2 separate regions of the Homo sapiens genome follow, and region 1 is linked to region 2. Evidence: chromatin loops called from intact Hi-C (ENCODE). Cell type or tissue: spleen. All regions are shown on one strand. Each heading gives the region's core, and the rest is flanking DNA. Links, peaks and the distances in the headings are about the cores only.

The links. A loop is a pair of places that touch in the nucleus more often than their neighbours do. Peaks named below come from ENCODE experiments on the same cell type or tissue, not always from the same donor. Only the 100,000 strongest peaks of a DNase experiment are listed, where the experiment ranks them.
Region 1: it touches region 2 in a loop (5-fold over the local background); 8 of 110 quality-filtered maps call a loop at or near these places.

The regions. Positions count from the first base shown.
Region 1 is chr2:172,482,088-172,486,566 of GRCh38, forward strand. ITGA6 (integrin subunit alpha 6) reads left to right here. Exons shown (of 26, transcript NM_000210.4): 12 at 2,695-2,855; 13 at 3,034-3,177. All of the region lies in intron 3 of PDK1-AS1 (PDK1 and ITGA6 antisense RNA 1), which reads right to left. Among named protein-coding and RNA genes, the nearest start is that of ITGA6-AS1, 18 kb to the left of the region's middle. In spleen, for the core only: a CTCF peak has its summit at 2,495; no DNase peak of the experiment used is centred there; H3K27ac peaks cover 105 bases.
Region 2 is chr2:171,692,559-171,697,554 of GRCh38, forward strand. DYNC1I2 (dynein cytoplasmic 1 intermediate chain 2) reads left to right here. Exons shown (of 18, transcript NM_001378.3): 3 at 219-336. Among named protein-coding and RNA genes, the nearest start is that of DYNC1I2, 7.6 kb to the left of the region's middle. In spleen, for the core only: no CTCF peak of the experiment used is centred there; no DNase peak of the experiment used is centred there.

The sequences.
Region 1 (4,479 bases), core at 1,556-4,055, 790 kb after region 2:
AGCACTCCTTGACTTCCCCCAAATTAATCACCTATATAAAATACAGACTTTCTCCTAGCTGTAGCACAGCATTTGATGCCATGTGTATTACTTTTATGTTATGTAGCTACTCCATTAACCAAGTGTTTATGGATGGCCTTTTATGGGTGGAACTTTCCTTTGAAGACATTCAAAGAACATTTGCTTTCATTGCTTTTACTTCCACAGTAAATTCTAAATGAACTAAGACAGAACTTCTACAAAGCTACATAAGTTAATACATCTAAAATCTTCTCCCAGTAGCCAAGAATGTGAGCTTATTGTTTGACTGGGCTATTTTAGCTCAGCAGTCCTCAGATGTGGTGTTCCATACATATAGATATCTATAATTGAGCCGTAATGAGTGTTCTACTTGGCTTGCCCCTCAAGCAGTTAGCAAAGGTGGCCTGCAAAGATTTTAAGATGATGTGGACTGTCTGGAGGGTTAGGGAAGGTTAGAGTGAATTTGGCAGATAAACGGTTTTCCTGCACCCACACCTCCCATACTTTTGCTGTGAGGGGCACTTTTGCTGTGAGGGGCACTCAGCGTGTGAGCCTTTATCTGGTTCATTGTGAAGCTAGCAGGTCACTTATAAATGGATGATGTCAAGGCTGCAGAGGCCTAAAATGGGGGAGCATTCCATTTGGCAGCTGTGACATTTAAGAATTCTCCAGATGGACACAAAAATTACTATTGAAACTGTCAGTGTTTCTAAATTTTGTTCTGAATAGCTCACATTCAGCATAAGAATGTCACATCGTGTGTGTGCGCATGTGTGTGCAAGTGGGGAACCAGTTACTGCCACTTCTGTTCATCTGTTCCATAAATCATATGTCTATCAGGTGTTGTGCTAGTTGCTGGGGACTGTGGTGGGGAATAAGACTGATGTGATCCTTGTCCTCGGCTTTGCCCCACTGTGGGAGACAATCAGGAAATCACAGCGTAGTGGGCTTAAATGTAGAGACTGGAGAGATGGAATACTCTAGGATCGCGAAGAGAGGCCAGGACAGGCTTCCTGGAGGAGGTGAGGTCCAAGCTGAAATCTGAAGGGGAAGGGAGGGCTTAGCCAAGCAGGCCAACACTGCTGGGAGGTGGAAGGGAAAAGAAGGGAAAGACAGCTGGCTGAGGGAAGGAGTGACTCCTGCGGTGGTTAGGAGGCAAGTGAGACCTGGGCATCTAAGACCCTGTAGAAAGCAATCGCCTTTTGTGTTTGTGATAGAGACTCAGAAGCTGGTGCTGCTTCTGTCCCTCTCAGTATGACCCCAAGCCTCCCCAGAAAAGGTCTCTTCCAACTCTAAAGTGAATATTAGAATGTGAGTTATTCATTTTCTGTGTTTTCTGTAGCAGATTTTTGTCCTGGAGATTGCCTTCTCCAGCCCTCTGCACACTTTGGTTTGCTTTCCCTTTTGATGGTTAGTGACTGCTTAATGAATGTAAGTAATTTAAGTATTGGCCCATGAAAAACAAAGTTAGCAGCCACATCTAATGAACCAACAAAGAATGCGTTCTGAAGTAAAAAAATGAGATTCTGATCATCCACATCCTAGCTTCCCTCCAGGTTCCATTAGTGTAGGTTATCAAGAACAGGCTGTGCCTTCTAGCCCAGTGCAAGGTAGGCAGTTTGGTTGTGGGAGCTATATTATGCTGACCGACAGGCCCTCCATCCACTCAAAAATATATAATTTACCTTGTAATTCTTTTTTATCTTTATTATTATTTTTTTGAGAAAGTTTTGCTCTTGTTGCCCAGGCTGGAGTGCAATGGCATGAATTCAGCTCACTGTAACCTCTGCCTCCTGGGTTCAAGCGATTCTCCTGCCTCAGCCTCCCGAGTAGCTGGGATTACAGGCATGCGCCACCAAGCCCAGCTAATTTTTGTATTTTTAGTAGAGACAGGATTTCACCATGTTGGTCAGGCTGGTCTCAAACTCCTGATTTCGGGTGATCCACCCACCTTGGCCTCCCAGAGTGCTGGGATGCCAGGCAGAATTCACTGTGCCCATCCTCTTTTTTATTTGTTAAGGTAAAGGTCTCATCCTACTGTCGAAAGACTTCTCCATCTCTAAAATATATTATTCCTCTGTTTAGACAACTATCCTTTATCAGTGCTTCTTAAAACTTTAATACGTATAAGAATCATCTGGTGATGCTGTTATTAATAAAGCAGATTCTGCTTCCGTAGGTGTGACTGGGCCTGAGGTTCTGCATCCTCACAGGCCCTCAGGAGATGCTGCTGTTCTAGAGATCTTTCCCAGATAGCAAAGGCACGAGGCCACTTGAATAAGCATTGACTGGTTTAAAGGGAGAAAATCAGTTTAGGTGCTCGGGGGAGTGTTGGGTTCCTCTGCTTATCGTTAGTATTCTGTGGGTTCATGAACTTCAGCCAGAAACTGATTCTTAATAACTGCTGCTGCTGAAAGGTTTTAACTTATTCTTGAGCTCCCCCAGGTGGCACAATGAAAATTTAACTTTGAAACATTGTTAACAGCAAAAGGAAGGAAAAGACAGCTTGATTTGAACCATCACAATTGTGCAAATGCATATTACCAGGAAATATGAAGAGAAACAATGGCAATGTTTTCTACAAGGAATTAAAATCTTAAAAGGAGTTCAACATGCTTGTGGCTGGATTGTGCATGAATGCACTTACGTTAATATGATTTTAATTTTATCTAGCAATTGTGGGCACACTTGAAGCTGAAAAAGAAAGAAGAAAATCTGGGCTATCCTCAAGAGTTCAGTTTCGAAACCAAGGTTCTGAGCCCAAATATACTCAAGAACTAACTCTGAAGAGGCAGAAACAGAAAGTGTGCATGGAGGAAACCCTGTGGCTACAGGTGAGGGCTGCAGATGGTCACATCTGTTTTATGAAGAGGACAGAAAAAGGTTATATGGTGATATACAGATTTCTGAAATTTATTCTGGCAACCTCTTAATCAATACAAAATCATTGTTTTGGAATTCCCCAATAGCATGTACACCCCACTTAACTCTGACTGCATGCTTTTCATGCAGGATAATATCAGAGATAAACTGCGTCCCATTCCCATAACTGCCTCAGTGGAGATCCAAGAGCCAAGCTCTCGTAGGCGAGTGAATTCACTTCCAGAAGTTCTTCCAATTCTGAATTCAGATGAACCCAAGACAGCTCATATTGATGTAAGTCTCTCTGACTTTCATTTTGCCAAAGTTTTTTTGCCATTTATGATGCTAAATCAAATGTCTTTGAAGGGAATAGAACTAGTGATTTGCTTTAAAGGCCATTCTTTTGTGTTAATATGTTTTTAATGTACGCAAAGTTAGAGAAGACTTGTTTCCCAAATTAGCAATAAACATAAAAACATGAAATACAATTTGGGGCCAGAGCGTATTTTCCTTCTTCATTTTTGGCCATTATAACCTATCGAGACTATAAATGGTAGAGCTTATATTCTAACACTGTTTCTCCTTTAGCTGTACATAGAAAGAAAAATACATTGTGTTTTACTTACCATTGAGAATACTGAAATGTAGAAAGCAGTGTGTTGCTAGTCAGAACATTAAAATCAAGGAATATCAAAATTCAGCAAAGCAAAAAAGTATTATTAGCATACAGTAGTCATTTAGTGCCTAATATAGCCTAAGTCATCTTTGGAAGAAAAATGTGTATTAGATGGCCTGTGGGATACCTCATATGAGGTGGGGTCTGTTTGCTAGGGGTTTAGGATGGTTAAGGTGCAAGGTTAGCCCGGGCAGCTATGACAGCTTGATTTGGCATTATGTTCTTGCTTTCAAAATCTAATTGATGATGAACGGGTGTGGTGGCTCATGCCTGTAATCCCAGAACTTCGGGAGGCCGAGGCGGGCAGGTCACTTGAGGTTAGGAGTTTGAGACCAGCCTGGCCAACATGGTGAAACCCCGTCTCTAGTGAAAATACAAAAGTTAGCGGGTATGATGGAGCATGCCTATAATCACAGCTACTCAGGAGGCTGAGGCAGGAGAATGCCTTAAACCCGGCAGGTGGAGTTGCAGTGAGCCGAGATGGCACCACTGCACTCCAGCCTGGGCAAAAAGAGTAAGACTCTATCTCCAAAAAAAAAAAAAAAAAAAAACAACTAATTGATGATGAGTGTCTGTCCACTATGGGGCTGCTGGTACTGGTGCCTTACTGAGGCAGCTTTGCAGAAGTGAGTCCTCACTGTCTCAGGAGCTGATGCTTACATCTGCATATTGTCAATCATTTTTGTCACCAAATATAGTTCCTTATATTTCTGTATACTTTTATGTACTTTTATTATTATCATGTTAATATTACTTGTGTACATTCCCAGCTCCATAGCTAGAGATGATTTTCTATTTATCGGTGTGATTATCAAGAACCCATTGGCATGGTGCTAGTATGCTGTTTGCTTACCTGACCTTAAGCTCTCTGTTTCGTCATCTCTACAATGGAGATCATAATAATAGTATCTTTTTAGAGG
Region 2 (4,996 bases), core at 1,450-3,949:
TGAAGATAGAGCAGTTTAGTACATATCATTTGAAGGTTATTTACTAGAACTCTATTGAGAATGATTTTCATTTAATGACTATAAAAAGAACTTAACCTGTACTCAAAACTAAGTTCATGCCTTAAAAGTATACAGTGTTAGCATATTATTTAAAACATTTTTGCAAACAAATTTTTCATACTATATGTAAACATAAGTTTTTAACCTAAACATTTTAGACAGACCAGAAGAAGGAAGCTGTTGCTCCTGTGCAAGAAGAATCAGATCTTGAAAAAAAAAGGAGAGAAGCTGAAGCATTGCTTCAAAGCATGGGGCTAACTCCAGAATCCCCCATTGGTAAGGTTAAGAATATATCCATTTATAAGAGATAGGCATAGATTCTGTTCAGCTCAGACATAGCTGAGTGGATTGACTTGATATATTTTACATATTTTCCTTGTGTCTCTAAAATTATTAATCTTTTATTTGGAATTGTCTTTTTTTCAGATATGCTAGTACATGGTTATTTTATTTGTTCAAAAGAGCTGCAAGAGTAATTATTAACATATACTGAACTACCAATTGACTTCTCTTATTAAATCAGTAATTTATTTCAACAAACATTGGTTAAGCAAGTTTTATGTGCCATACTGTGTTAAGCTCAAAGATAACTAGGATTCCTGATCTGAACTCTATATTCCTTTCTGGAGATTAGCGAGAGATACAATCAGACTTATATTGTTAGAATGCAAAATATATTAGTATTCAAAGGTACAGGAGTGGAAGGATAAGCTTATAGCCTTCTGCTGTTAATGCTAATAAGGGAGATAATTTTGTGGCTTATTTTCGAAGTGATTTGACTTAATCTTATTATTTTTCTGGGTTATTCATTTTGATAACTGTACTAGACCAAAAAAGCTGAAATAGTAGAGGTACACAGGACAATCTAGTTACATATCAGGAACAAATGCTTACTTAAAATAGTTCTGTGCTGGGTGCTATTATGTAGTATTTTAGTTTAACATGGCCTTTATCCTTTAGAGACCTAACATTTTAGGGCTAGTTGGTGGGCTAATTTTATCTAGTCCAGGGGACAAATACTGGAGATTGTAAATGCTCTATGCTTGTTGTGAAACTGCAACATAACTGTCCTTAGAGCTGATATTTCTAAAAGGTTTCAAGATGAAAAGGCTGGCTACTCTCATGGTCAGCTTCATTGTTATTTCTTTCAGCTCATTTTCCTTTTCTTGTAGAATTTGAAGACTGAAGTATATTAATTTTATGTATTTATTCAATAAGCTTATGTTGAACATGCAATTTTAAAAGTAAATGAATCAGAACACTTAATTTCTTGTAACTAAACCAAGTTGCTTGTTAGCCTTTGTTTGAGTTACCTTTTTTTTCTGTGCTTTGGCTTTTGTTTTTCTCCTATAGGATTTTTTTTCTTTTATGTTCTTCTTAAGACTTTAGTTTCACTGAACTCACTTGTTCATATTTCTTTCTTCTTTTTTTTTTTTTGAGGCTGAGTCTCACTCACTCTCCCAGGCTGGAGTGCAGTGGCACAATCTCGGCTCACTGCAACCTCCACCTCCTGGGTTCAAGCGATTCTTCTGCCTCAGCTTCCTGAGTAGCTGGGACTACAGGCTTGTGCCACCACGCCAGCTAATTTTTGTACTTTTAGTAGAGACAGGGTTTCACCATATTGGCCAGGCTGGTCTCGAACTCCTGACCTCATGATCCACCCACCCCTAAAGTGTTCATATTTCTTAATTTATGGCTGGGTTAGTTCTTTGTGTTGCTATAAAGAAATACTGAGGCTGGGTAACTTGAAAAGAGGTGGCTGGGTGGGGTGGCTCACGCCTGTAATCCCAGCACTTTGGGAGGCCGAGGTGGGCGGATCACCTGAGGTCGGGAGTTCAAGACTAGCCTGACCAACACGGAGAAACCCCGTCTCTACTAAAAATACAAAATTAGGTGGGCGTGGTGGCGCATGCCTGTAATCCCAGCTACTCAGGAGGCTGAGGCAGGAGAATTGCTTGAACCTGGGAGGCAGAGGTTGTGGTGAGCTGAGATCTGGCTATTGCACTCCAGTGTGGGCAACAGGAGTGAAACTCCGTCTCAAAAAAAAAGAAAAGAGGTTTAATTGGCTCATGGCTCTGCAAGCTTTACAGGAAGTATGTTGCTGGCTTCTTGTGGCAAGGCCTCAGGAAGCTTCTAATCATGGCAGAAGGCAAAGGGGCGTCAGCATGTCTCATGCAGTGAGCAAGAGCAAGAGGTGGGGGGAGGTGCCACACAGTTTTAAACAAAACCGTGAGGGATCCGCCTCCATGACCCAAACATCTCCCACTAGGCCCCACTTCCAACACTGGGGATTACATCTCAACAAGAGATTTGGAGGGGATGTCCAAACTGTATCAATGGCCCATCTCCATCATTAATTCTTGAAAGACCATTCTTTAGGGTTTGTGTATGTGTCCCTCATTTCTCATCTCTAATTCCATTCTCATTCCCACTAATGCATTAAGTGACCACTTTTGCAGTTTTTGTTTGTTTATTTGTTTGGTTTTTGGTTTTTTTTTTGAGACGGAGTCTTGCCCTGTCGCCCAGGCTGTAGTGCAATCACGTGATCTCAGCTCACTGCAACCTCCACCTCCCGAGTTTAAGCGATTCTCCTGCCTCAGCCTCCCAAGTAGCTGGGATTACAGGCACGTGCCACCACACCTGACTAATTTTTTGTATCTTTAGTAGAGACGGGCTTTCACCACGTTGGCCAGGCTGGTCTCGAACTCCTGACCTCATGATCCGCCTTCTTCGGCCTCCCAAAGTGCTTGGATTACAGGTGTTAGCCACCATGCCCGGCCCACTTTTGAATTTTTAACATACATCCTTCAGATTATCCTCTGTTTTTCAAGGTTTCACATATCTCTGTGTATATATACTTTATATATATAAATGGCATAGTGCTGTATGTCTTTTGTTTATTCCATGTTGCTATATACGTATTTAGTCATTTATTTCTAATATATAATATCCTATTATGTACCACATTTTACTTATCCATTCCCCCAGTGCTATGCACTCAGTTTCCTTTTGTCTCTTTGCTTTACTATCATAAGCAACACTGCAAAAAATATGTGTTTTTTCCCTTGAGGACTGTGGAATACTTTCTCTGGGGTGTATCCCCAAGAATTTACTTGCTATGTTATTGTATATAAGACTTAGCTTAATTAGGTTCTGCGTGTCACTCTCCAGAATGGCTACAAAGTTTACCCGCCCGCTACCAGTGCATGAAAAAGTAACTGCTTTACCATATTCACATGATGACTGGATATTATCCAGCTTTCTAATTTTTGCTAACTTGATGAGTATAAAGTGGTACACCAAAATGTTTTAATATACATTTATCTGATTACAGTGAGGTTGACCACCTCTTTATATATCTTTTAACCATTCAAGTTTTCCCTTCTGTGAACTGCATATTCATGTCCTTCTCCCCATTTACTATGATTGAGGTTCTTTATCTTCTGATGTATAGGCATTCTTTGTGTATTTTGTATATTTTAGGGAGGACTTTTGTCTGTTTTAGTCTTTTTAAAAACCCTTCTAATCTGTTAACTGCTTATAATATTCTTCATTGAACAGAATCCTCTATTTTGATATGATCAAATCCTTCATTTTGATATGATCAAATCTAGCAATTACAGGCTAAGTATTCCTAATCCAAAAATTCAGCATTCAAAATGCCCCAAAATCTGAAACACTTTAAGCACCAACATGACACTCAAAAGAAATACTGATTAGAGAATTTCAGATTTCAGATTTTTAAGTTAGGATACTGAACTGCTAGGTATAATGCAAATAGTCAAAAATCCAAAATAATCTGTCACCTTTGGTCCCAAACATTTTGGGTAAGGGATACTCAACCTGTATAACCCTTTTTTGTGTGCTTTTGGTCTTTTTTAAAAAGAAATTGTTTCCTACATTGTGGATGCAAATATATTCTTCTATGTTTTTCCTATTAATTTTATAGTTTTACCCTTCACATGTAGATATTTGGGTTATATTTTTAAAAATAGTATGAGGTAGGGATCCAACCTAATTTTTCTCTATATAGGTAGCTAATTTTCTCAGTGCCATTTGTTAGTCTATCTTTTCCCCCACTGAAGTCCGATGCCAACTTTGTCATACAGTAAATTCCCATATATTTATGGGCATTTCTGGGCTCTCTATTTTCACTATGAATCTATTTGTTTGGTTCTACACAACCCAGTTTTAATTACTGCACCTTTGTATTATATTCTAATTTCTGATACAGAAAATCACCCCCTTTGTTCCTTTTACAAAATAGTCCTAGGTTCACAAACATTTTTCTTTCCTCAAGAAATTTAGTTTGTTTCCCTCCAAAGTGTTGCTGTACCATACATACATTGCATTGCTATATGTTTTTATTTTTCTTAATTATTATTATTATTATTATTTTTGAGACAAGGTCTTGCTCTGTCACCTCGGCTGGAATGCAGTGGTGCAACCATGGCTTGTTATAGCCTCAACCTCCCAGGCTCAAGCGATCCTCTCACCTCAGCCTCCCAAGTAGCTGGGAACATAGGTGCACACCACCATGCCCAACTAATTTTTTTGTTTTGTTTTTGTTTTTGTTTTTTTTTATAGAGATGGGGTCTCACTATGTTGCCAGGGCTGGCTTTGAACTCCTGGGCTCAAAGCGATCCTCCTGCCTTGGCCTCCCAAGGTGCTGGGATTACAGGCATGAGCCACTACACCCTTCCTAATTTTTAAAAATCTTGAATATTCTCCACACACATACTACTTTTTGCCTCATGATATCTACTTGTTGAAGAGGGTGGGCCAATTGGTTTGTAGACTGTCTCCCCTCCTGGGTTTGTCTGATGGCATTCTCACATTTAGCTTTTATCCCTTATATTTCCTTTAAACTGGAAGTTAGATTTAAAAGCTCAATTTTGATCTAATTCGAACTGTGTGTGGTGGTTCACACCTGTCA